Regions from separate parts of the Homo sapiens genome. Here region 2 is linked to region 1. Evidence: read pairs that join two places in POLR2A ChIA-PET (ENCODE). Cell type or tissue: OCI-LY7. All regions are shown on one strand. Links, peaks and the distances in the headings refer to the core of each region. The heading gives the core; the rest is flanking DNA.

Evidence for each region. ChIA-PET counts read pairs that join two places held together with the same protein. Peaks named below come from ENCODE experiments on the same cell type or tissue, not always from the same donor. Only the 100,000 strongest peaks of a DNase experiment are listed, where the experiment ranks them.
Region 2: POLR2A ChIA-PET joins it to region 1 with 5 read pairs; 2 of 35 experiments call an interaction of 5 or more read pairs at or near these places.

The regions. Positions count from the first base shown.
Region 1 is chr15:33,614,445-33,619,829 of GRCh38, reverse strand. All of the region lies in intron 19 of RYR3 (ryanodine receptor 3), which reads right to left. Among named protein-coding and RNA genes, the nearest start is that of RYR3, 310 kb to the right of the region's middle. In OCI-LY7, for the core only: no CTCF peak of the experiment used is centred there; a DNase peak (open chromatin) is centred at 3,149.
Region 2 is chr15:33,557,554-33,562,917 of GRCh38, reverse strand. RYR3 (ryanodine receptor 3) reads right to left here. Exons shown (of 104, transcript NM_001036.6): 11 at 1-81. Among named protein-coding and RNA genes, the nearest start is that of RYR3, 250 kb to the right of the region's middle. RefSeq lists an enhancer at 2,922-3,712. In OCI-LY7, for the core only: no CTCF peak of the experiment used is centred there; no DNase peak of the experiment used is centred there.

The sequences.
Region 1 (5,385 bases), core at 62-5,061:
ACATGCCTATTCTCCAGTCATCTCTCCCTGGGTCTCAACTCTAGAGGGGTCTGCAATAGGAGCTGGCCAATCAGGGAGGGGCAGACCAATGTGGAGAAGCAGCTGCCTCATACTGCAGGCCCAAGCTGGGGAAGGGCTCAAGCTGTAAACTGAATACAAATTTTGATTTTATATTCAAATAGATAGAACTTTCGAATTACTGACAAAATTGTTCTTGTTCCTAAAAGTAGTAATAAAAGCTACAGGACCTACCCGAGAACTTCTCCAGAGCATGGAGTTACAGGGGTAGAAGAAGAAGCAATAAAGTTAAACCTACCAGTCCACTTCTCTCAGTAAATTGTTACCTGGCACTTCATGTTTATCTTTTAAATCCTTTGCCTCATTCACAAATGAGAAATGTCCAGTTGGAATGTAAATCTCCCCTCTCTACATGTTTTCCTCCCTGGCTCCTTGAGTTCCATGGAATCACCCAGCATCCCCAAAATGTTAAATTTAAAATTAAAAAGAGAATTGAAGAACTGATTTCATTACAATTAGTTCCTCTTTATCCTCAGATTTTTCTCTACATTAATGGATTTAAAAAATCAAATTCATTAATCTATTTAATCCGTTCCACCACAGCACTTGTATCATTTTCTGGGGTTCTTTCTATAACTCAGATATTTCATCAGCTCTCAAAGATTTTTTCCTTCCTAAAGTGTTTACAGTAAGCGACTCTGTCCTTAGATTCTTTCACCTCATAGATGAGCAATAGCTTCAGTAAGAGCTGCCTGGGAGTAGTGAAGTTTTGGGATGTGTAGAGGAAATTTTTATTTACTTGACTGATTTTGAAAACACAGGACAAATTATATTGAAAAATCTCTGCCAGCATTTTCAACTTCGTCTTTGAGATTTGTGCATTTTTGCTTGTTAATTTGCAGGAGAGATGGGTCTACCTACTACAAATTCCCAGATTTGAAAGATTGACCCATTAAGAAAAAAATATAGTAAAAATCATGACAAAGCTGTGCTGTGCTCAAAGGGGGTGACTAACTTTCCTTTCGTTAGGCTATCATATTATTATTCAGAGCTTGCTAGCAAACGTGTAAAATCATTTTAGTCTTGCTAGATGTCTCATTACTGTTATCTGCTATCGAATTCCTCCCAGAGAGCTGGGATAATGTTTCACAGAAGAAAAGGATACAAGCTGTGGTTAAGAGGAGAAAGAATGAGCCAGCTTTTGCTGACCTGAATTTGACTCGTAAGTCACGATTCATAATTGCATCTTTAGCCCCTATCGCTAAGACTGGAGAACAATCTGAGTTATGGACATTCCCACATTCATATTTCTTTCTGGCTAGTGTTTGATGAAAGCTCAGGGCAATCCAGCCAGTGCCCATCATGTTCTCTGAAGAAGCATATTTATCTCAGCAATAATTTCCACAGCATTGACCACAGCAAGCTGGAAATAGCTAAGCTGTTGGTTACCTGAATTTTAGCCAAGTCTGGAGAATACCAACAGAAAACAAACAGCAACCACAAATACAACATCTTTGGATATGGTTATTTTTATAAATTAGAGCTGGCAAAAGAGTTACATAAGATGATTAAATAGATTTATGGGGAGTTTAACTATAGCCATAAAATATATTCTATGATGCCTAACTCATGAATTTTCTGCAAAAAAAAATTAGCACCCAAATTTCACTATATACTATGGCTTTCTGTATAATGCTGTCTATCTGATTCATGCCACTTGTGGGGTGTATATAAGATCAACTTTTAGTAAGAGCTTCCTGGCATCTAAGTAATTCAGCCTTTTCGGTGGGCTACAAGGTACATATACCTCATCCCAAATTCTATTCTATAATGAATACGGTTGTTACACTGGGGGCCTACTGCACTAACAATACTGTCTATAAACAAACCACATTGAGAAGAAAACTATGGAGGCATATTCATTAAGAGAAAAGAGGCTATGACATTGATTTGTGGGTTTTGTCAGTAATTACTCATGCTAACTTTGACTTCACTGTGGGTAAATCTAATTGAAAAAGATTTTTGCTCTTCATGTAGCTTTGCTCTTCGATGACGGCTGGCAGGGACATCCTAATCAGGTATTATTAACAACATAGTTTGTAAGTATAAAAATTATTTTAAAAATTCAAGACAAGGATCTCAGTAAAGACCATTAAACAGGAGGAAACAGGACTGTGAAAGAGAACTCAAGTCTAACTTAGAAGCCATACGGAAGTTAAAAATAAATATGAGAAACAACTCTGAAGACTTCTATGATGGGAGAAAAAGAATCTCTTTCTAGACAGGTATAACACTTTGCATCTTGCTGGGAGAGATGCTATAAAACCAGGCAAGTGATCTACAGTATTGGGTGAAACAATAATTCCTTTTCAATTTCATTATAAAATACGTTTTTTTTTTGAGTCAGAGTCTCACTCTGTCGCCCAGGCTGGAGTGCAGTGGTGTGATCTCTGCTCACCGCAAGCTCCGCCTCCCAGGTTCACGCCATTCTCCTGCCTCAGCCTCCCAAGTAGCTGGGACTACAGGCGCCTGCCACCACGCCCAGCTAATTTTTGTATTTTTAGTGAGACGGGGTTTCATTGTGTTAGCCAGGATGGTCTCAATCTCCTGACCTCATGATCCGCCCGCCTCAGCCTCCCAAAGTGCTGAGATTACGGGCGTGAGCCACCACGCCCGACCAATACATTTCTTTTCAATAAGATACTTTAATTAACTTGGAATTCATATTGTGGTTTCTCTTTCTAGCTCTTTGTTCAACTGAACTAAAGTAGTACAGAGAAGAACTGCTGGGTTTCAGCACCAAATCATACTTTACCAGTTGATGTAAGAATAACACTTGGGTTGTAGAATACCCAATCGGTTTATTTTGATTTATAAGCAACTGGCTAGCCCCCAGTACAGGTCCTGCACTGACCCTGACCAAGGTCATCATGTGATGCACTAGAGGCATTTCAGTAAAATGTATTTCCCAACTACACAGACCCTGTGGTTCCACCTCTCTTCAAATCACAACATGCTGTGAGACCCGAAGCCAGGAATATATCAGAGCTCATAGTTTCCTGAGAGACAGGAAGCTTGAGTGACTTCAAGCCCCGCTGCACACCCCACTGGCACTGCTTTTTAGCCTTCCACCTGTTCAGCTGCTATAAGCAAAAAGCTCTCAGAGCTAAGCTGTTGGTTCTTCAAGTCAACACATCTGGACCCTTCGGTTTCTTAAATTTCCTCAGCAGTTGTGCCTCCTAAATGATTAGTCATCTCATTCTTCTTCTCTTGCAACTTTGCTTCTCCTTTATCTGTGCACTCAGAAGGCTGCATGATCTGCTGACCTAGACACCAGATCCCAGAAATGTCTTCTACATGTGGATACCTTTCAGTCAACTATTTTTTCACCTGCTAACTGCGGTTCTTGTCAAGAGGATTCCAAAAAAATCCCTCCACTACCCTCTAAAAAATCACAGACACAAAGATCCTATCTCACTGTTCTGAGGGAGACGGAAGGGATGAACTAATGATTCAGAATCATTATGCAACATTTGAGAGCAGATGTACCATTCTCTAAACACAAAATGTGGAAAAGTTCATTAGCTAGTAGACTGGAGAAGATCCCTTCTCCATAGATCTAAATTTGCCTAAGTAGTTTTTTCAGATGACTTGCTTGTGAAATAGGTGTACTCCCTTTGAAAATGAGTAAAAAACCATGAGTGGACATGGGCAAAATAAGTAAAAGTGGGAGCAGTATTAATGGTGGGTGACCAAGGCCACCAGCTACACATGCAAATGCAGTCCCGGGAACTGACTACTCAGAGTAACCTTGTTTCTTCAGGAAAGTTCCTGAGTCAAAGGGTGTATGATCCCAACACTGTTGTGTTGTATTTATATTTGTACTCATTCTCTTTATTCCTAAGGAGTGGAGTGGGGAAGATGGAAAATAGGGCTAGAAGGTCCTTTCCCTCTTCCAGAAGGCTTTTGCTCCAATCAGATTTTTCTGTGCTTACAGCGCCTCTCTTGTCAACAACACTCCCCGTTTTCCACATGCTTCTGATGGCTGTCAATGAGAATAGCTCTATGTGGTATCCTCACATATTTAAAAAGGAAGAATTGGGATGAAATATCCTCAGCACAGAAGAACTTTCAACTCTTAGAACACAGTGCCTGCAGATAGCGTAAGATTCCCTGGCTTGAATATGTGATGAGAAGATTTTCAACCTCAGTAAAGCTTTACTCTACTGGTTCTCCATTTGTTACAAGAACCTCAAACAATGCCAATATATAACTTCAATATATTATATCCATTTATATGAATATGTTTGTAAATATGCTTGTGTATATATACAAACATACACACACATCTGTCTCAAATTCCAAAGGTTGAGTACCATTCGCATAGGACAATTCTTTATTTCTAAATAGTTTATATAATTGAAACAGAACCAAAATCCTACTTTGGAAAACATATAAACATATCTTGGTTTACCAATCCACCTGAGGTGCTGAGGCCTACTGGAGTGGTTTCACCCTGAAAATCCCCTCACTTGGACCTGGATCCCTGAAATGGTTTCTTTGTGATCCCAGATCTCAGCTCCTGCTTCCCACAACTCTCCTCCTGCCATGACCCTTTCCAGGGGCTTCCATGGACACTAGTATGATTCTATGTTGACTCCAGTCTCCTGCTCAATTGATTGTGATCTCTTTAAAATACAGGGATGAAGAATGGCTGAGGAAAGTTTGGGAAAGAAGGGTTATTGTGGGGTTTTGCCTTACAGACATTAAAATGAATAACGTGGTTAAAATAATTAAAAATAGCATCCAACTGGTAGGTACGAGGAAAGAGGCAGAGAAATAGCAATAGTATATAGGAAAGCAGCATGCATAGCACAAGCCCAATTAAATGAACAATATTTAACTGTGTATATAAAAAGCCAATATGATTATCTCTAGGTGGTACTATTATGAGTTCCTCCTATTTTCTTTGATGTACATTCCTTTTGTGAAAAAGAAAAACAAAAAACAATAGGAAAAAACCCAAGTGTTAAAGTATAAATCAGAAACTGGGAGAAATATTTGAAACCAATAAAAAACAGTTTAACATCCTTAATATAAAATTATTATACATAAACATGTAAATATATTACATATACTATATAAAGTCAGTATATCCAAAATATGTAAGATATCTACCAAAAAATAAATATCAGAAAGGCTGAGAACACAAAGTTAGCAAAAATACTGTGTTGGAAAAAGCACATTAAAAGTAAGCATAAAAAATGTTTCACCACATTCGTAATAAAAAAGAAAAAATTAATACTCTAAGGTACAATTTTTCCAAATCAGCAAAGATTTAAAATAACAAATAACAGTAAAAATTAA
Region 2 (5,364 bases), core at 1-5,000, 57 kb after region 1:
AGAATCTCCATACTTGATTTCTGGAACTCCCATGCCTTCTATGTCTCGCTTGTGACTGGAGTCTAATTTCTCCTTGAGTTCCTAATTCATACACAAAAAGAAACAAACATAGGCATAGCTGATTAAATTAGAAGCTCAATATACAAAACGAATCACCTATGAAGAACCTGTAAGCCAGGCAACTGGTTACCAAAATAATCATGATGTGCCTGTCCAAGCCAGGATTTCAGAAAGACTTGTTTCCCTTATCGCTTGTTAATTGTAAAATCAATGGCTTTCGAGTTCTGGTTACTTCAGTGATTATTTAAATCCACGGGAAAAGGGGACACCTAGTAAGCTCTTCTCTTCTGTTCTGATTTTGTGTAATTCTTCACTATATTTTCTACTTTCCTCATCCTGATTTATATAACTTAATAAGTAATCTGTTACTAGCCAATTAACTTATTTCCAGCGAGTGACATCTTCCATAATTGTAATGGTTATCTGTCACAAATGCACTGACTCAGAGGCTTTCATCATATCTATTGATTTCATGTAAAAATTTCTTATAAAAACCTGCAGAGAAAGGAGACCCTTTGAATACGCAGGGGTTAATACCGTGGCTTAAGCTAATGTAGTAATTTGTGTATCAGTCTCTTAGGGCCTCCTCAGTGGTGTGTTGTAGTCAAGCGGTTTCATTCTTCAGTTGTCACTGTTTCATTGCCTATTCTCCAGTGTGGAAAAGGGACTTCCTGTGCACCAGGTAACAACTCAGTGACAATCTGAAGTACCTGTCACAATAGCGTGTCATGAGGTAGACCTCTGATGCATGGTAACTTCTTCCCCTCCTCATCAATCAGGGCCTCCGTGGTTCTATTCTGAATGGTTATACCCTATTTCCATTTCTTGTCTACATCTTGCATTAAATTGCTCATTTGTAAAAGCCATTAAGCAGGCAGCAATTTGAACTTTCACAGAATAAAAAACGGCTGTTGCCTATTTGCAAAAACATTTCTCTCTCTTTTTTTTTTTTCTTTTTGAGCCCAGGGTCTCACTCTGTCACCCAGGCTGGAGGACAGTGGTACAATCTTGGCTCACTGCAACCTCTGCCCCCAGGCTCAAGTGATCCTCCCACCTTACCCTCCCAAGTAGCTAGGACTCCAGGTGCAGGCCACTGCACCTGGCTAATCTTTTGTATTTTTGTTGTTGTTGTTGTTTTGTGTTTTGCAGAGACAGGGTTTCCCCATGTTGCCCAGGCTGATCTTGAACTCCCAGGCTCAAGCAATCCACCCACCTCGACCCCCACATTCTTCTCATTCTTAATAGTGGAACAAATAGCAGCATATGTATTGCGTCATTACCATGCTCAGTACAATGTTCTAAGTTCTTTACGTGGATTAACTCTCCATAGTAGCCTCTGATGTAGCTACAAATGCCATTCCAATTTTACAGAGGAGAAAATGAAGGAGGTAAATTTGCCCAAGATCATTCAGGAAGTAATGACAGGATTTAAACCAGGAAGTCCAGCTCCAGAGTCTGCACTCTTCTCCTACTCTAAACTACTACTCACCCTTCAAAACCCTGCTCAGAGGTTACCTCTGTAAAGGAAGAGTTAGTCTCTCCTGCTGTTCTTCCCCAGCACAGTCTAATTGCTTTATTGGGCACTTAGCACATCATAATGTAAAATGTGTTTGTCTATACGACATTTTCTTTTTGTCAGGCTATGAAAAAAATCAAGGGCACAGGCCAAATTTCAATTAACTTTGGATTTATAACAGAAAGTTCAACACCTATCAATTACTTAATAGACATATATTGAGAGAATATATAGAGCTGAGTAATTTTTCTTTCACATTTATTTTTCATTTCAACTCTTATTTTCCTTCAAGCTTTCATAAAAACAAAATTATTTCGCACAGCATTTAAAGGATCACTTGGAGCAATATTAGTACTTTACAAGAAATTTCTTTTTCTTTTAAATGTGTGTGTTGAAACATTGGCTGGATTATTAAATATGACTTATTTTTTTCAAGCAGCAACATAACATCCAAGGATAAGTATGAATTTTTCTTTTTTAAAAAGATTATTTCCAGAAAAACATATTTCTGATTTTATAACATTAGCTAATAGGAAAATAGTATTTGATAGATGAGATTTTCTTTATAGGCAATTCATCAAGAATGCATTTATCCTATAAAACAATGGATACTTGATTTTCACTGCAGAAATATTCATAGCTCTAGAGACACTCAAGCCAGTAACAGGACTGAAAAGATGCGAAAATTCTCATCTCTAATCTGCTCTCTAACCATAGCTAATGCAGTGCTTAAAAATTATGCACACCACAACTGTTAAACATGAATAATTACATTGATTTCTAATAGCTCCTGATTAAAATAATTCATATTATCCAACTATCAATGAATACGGTAACTTCATTACTTTCTTGCCTTTCACTTATTTAAACATGGCTTTGCAAAAAAAAAATACAAAGATCTGTTTTTCTGGAATTACTGAAATAAATGAATCATTATTCTGTATAGAAAGGAGTGTTTCTGTGTCTTTGTTTTTACAAAACAGCATCGGCTTCCAAATTCTACGGCAGTCACTGCAGTGGGCACTTCTAATGTAATAGAACAGCAGCAACAACAAACAAAGATCTAGAGACAAAATCCATATGAAAAACAACCCAATGCAACCCTAAACAATAATGATGAATCAGTAAAGGAAATTAAAGAGCTCGGTGATAGAGAGGCTTGATTTTATTGACAGCACATTGGTGATTTTCTTTTGACTTGAGTATGAACTAATGCTCCCTTCTGTTTTTACTTGAATATGGTCCCAGCTGCAGTCACCCTACTGCTAGAAATGGAAACTTTCTAAAAAATAGAGCTAATCCAATCATTCTCTTTCAATAACTCCCAAGTTCCTATGGAATACAATTATTATCTCTAAAGTTCTTATATCCCAAATGCTCTAACAAAATTGGACTAAGAGTACTTCTATTTATTTACCAAATATTCCCCTTCTCTGGGCCTTTACTGACATTACACTTTCTGTTTGGAATTCCCCAGCCTCACCTTGGCATCTCTACATCTGTATTGTTTATATTTCGTATCTTCTGTATATTACAGTATTTCAGTATTTTTAAAACCTTTCTGGCTGGAGAGAGACTGCCCTTCTTGTTAGAGGCAGCAAAGGGCTCAGCTGCATGCCTTTGATATGCAATCTAATCAATTCACAGCCAGACCTCCTCTAGCTGGCTCATACATTCCAGGAGGCAATATTCCTCTGCCTTCCCAAGGCCAGGTACTAGGCAGATAAGGACCACCTCTATAGCTTACAGCCCCCTGAAATCACTCAAACTAGCAAATCCCAAACTGTTTACCCCAGCCTTGCCTTGCCTTAACCATGGAAACCCCAACAAAAGTGGTAGTGTAGGCTGTCACCTTGCTTCTGCCCCTTGTCTGCCTCCTGACCAAAGCTGGTGCTTTCCTATGTGACCCTGCATGGTGTGGCACGTCTCCTGTTGCTAGGACCTGTGAGTATAATAAACTTTGTTTTCCTAAGCCTCTCCTGTGTCTCCTCACATGGCTGCACCTGACTGATGATCACATAAAGGAACATTGCACAACATCTCATCCATCAAGCCTTCTCTACTTAGCCAAAGCTGGAGGATACCTGTACACATTCTCTGATCTCATGGTTTTGTGGACCCTGAACGGACTGTCCTTTCCAGGGCTAGCCAATTCCTAAAATGGTCAAGGACTCATCTGGGTATGCAAACCCAAGACTCACCTTTTATATGCAAACCAACTCAAAGCGCATAAAGCCAACCTCCTCCTTTACCCTCTGGACCCCCATTCCCCTAGACTAATCTCCCCAGGGCCGGTACCAGACAACTAATAGCAACTCCCATGCTCCAGAGCCTGCTGAAATTATTCAAAGTAGACAACCCTATGCCCATTTATCCTGCCTAGCCAGCCCATCCCTTTCTATGGAAACCACGAAAAGGCTTTCCCCCAGCTTCCCCTCACTCTCTCTGCCTCCTGGAGGATGGCACTTCTCTATGTGGCCCTGTGTGGTATGGCGTGTCCATTCCTCTTGGGAACTGTGAGTAACAAGTGTTCTTTTTCAATGCTGATTGTCTCCTGATTTATTGGCTTCATCATACCTGAATAATAAAATCTACATTTTAAAAACATGTCTTGTTGTTGGTATACTAGCTGCCCCCTGCCAGATTGAAAATGCCAAAGGTGTAAAACTGGGATTTCTGGGTCAAATGGTATTTCTAGTTCTAGATCCCTGAGGAATCGCCACACTGTCTTCCACAATACCAAAGGAATATAAACCATCCTGCTATAAAGACACATGCACACGTATGTTTATTGCGGCACTACTCACAATAGCAAAGACTTGGAACCAACCCAAATGTCCAACAATGATAGACTGGATTAAGAAAATGTGGCACATATACACCATGGAATACTATGCAGCCATAAAAAATGATGAGTTCATGTCCTTTGTAGGGACATGGATGAAGCTGGAAACCATCATTCTTCAGCAAACTATTGCAAGGACAAAAAACCAAACACCGCATGTTCTCACTCATAGGTGGGAATTGAACAATGAGAACACCTGGACACAGGAAGGGGAACATCACACACCGGGGCCTGTTGTGGGGTGGGGGGATGGGGGAGGGATAGCATTAGGAGATATACCTAATGCAAATGACTAGTTAATGGGTGCAGCACACCAACATAGCAAGTGTATACATATGTAACAAACCTGCACATTGTGCACATGTACCCTAGAACTTAAAGTATAATAAAAAACAAATAAATTTAAAAAAGAATGTTCTCAGAAAAAAAACTGGGATTTCTTTGCATTTCATACGATGCTTAAAACTGGTTGCAAATCATTTATTGTTTTATTGTTCTGCAGGCATTCAATCTGTATCTGTTTATCTGCATCAACCTTGTTTATGTTAGATGATAAGCTGATTCTAAGAAGGAAGAGGTTATCTGGCCTACTATGTGTTGAAGGGCAGTAATCATTATCCTCTGCCTCCAATGACAGCTTATTAAGGAAATGCTCATGACCACGTCATAATTGTCATATTAGTATTTGGCTGAGATGATCAAATTGCTACGACTGGTTTAATATTCCTGGAATATTAAATGTTTGGCTGGAGATGATCAAGTTGCCAAGATTGGTTTAATATTCCTGGAAGGATGAAGAAAGGAATTAGAACCCGGCCGGGCATGGTGGCTCATGCCTGTAATCCCAGCACTTTGGGAGGCCGAGGTGGGTGGGTCATGGAGTCAGGAGATCAAGACCATCCCGGCCAACATGGTGAAACCCCATCTCTACTAAAAATACAAA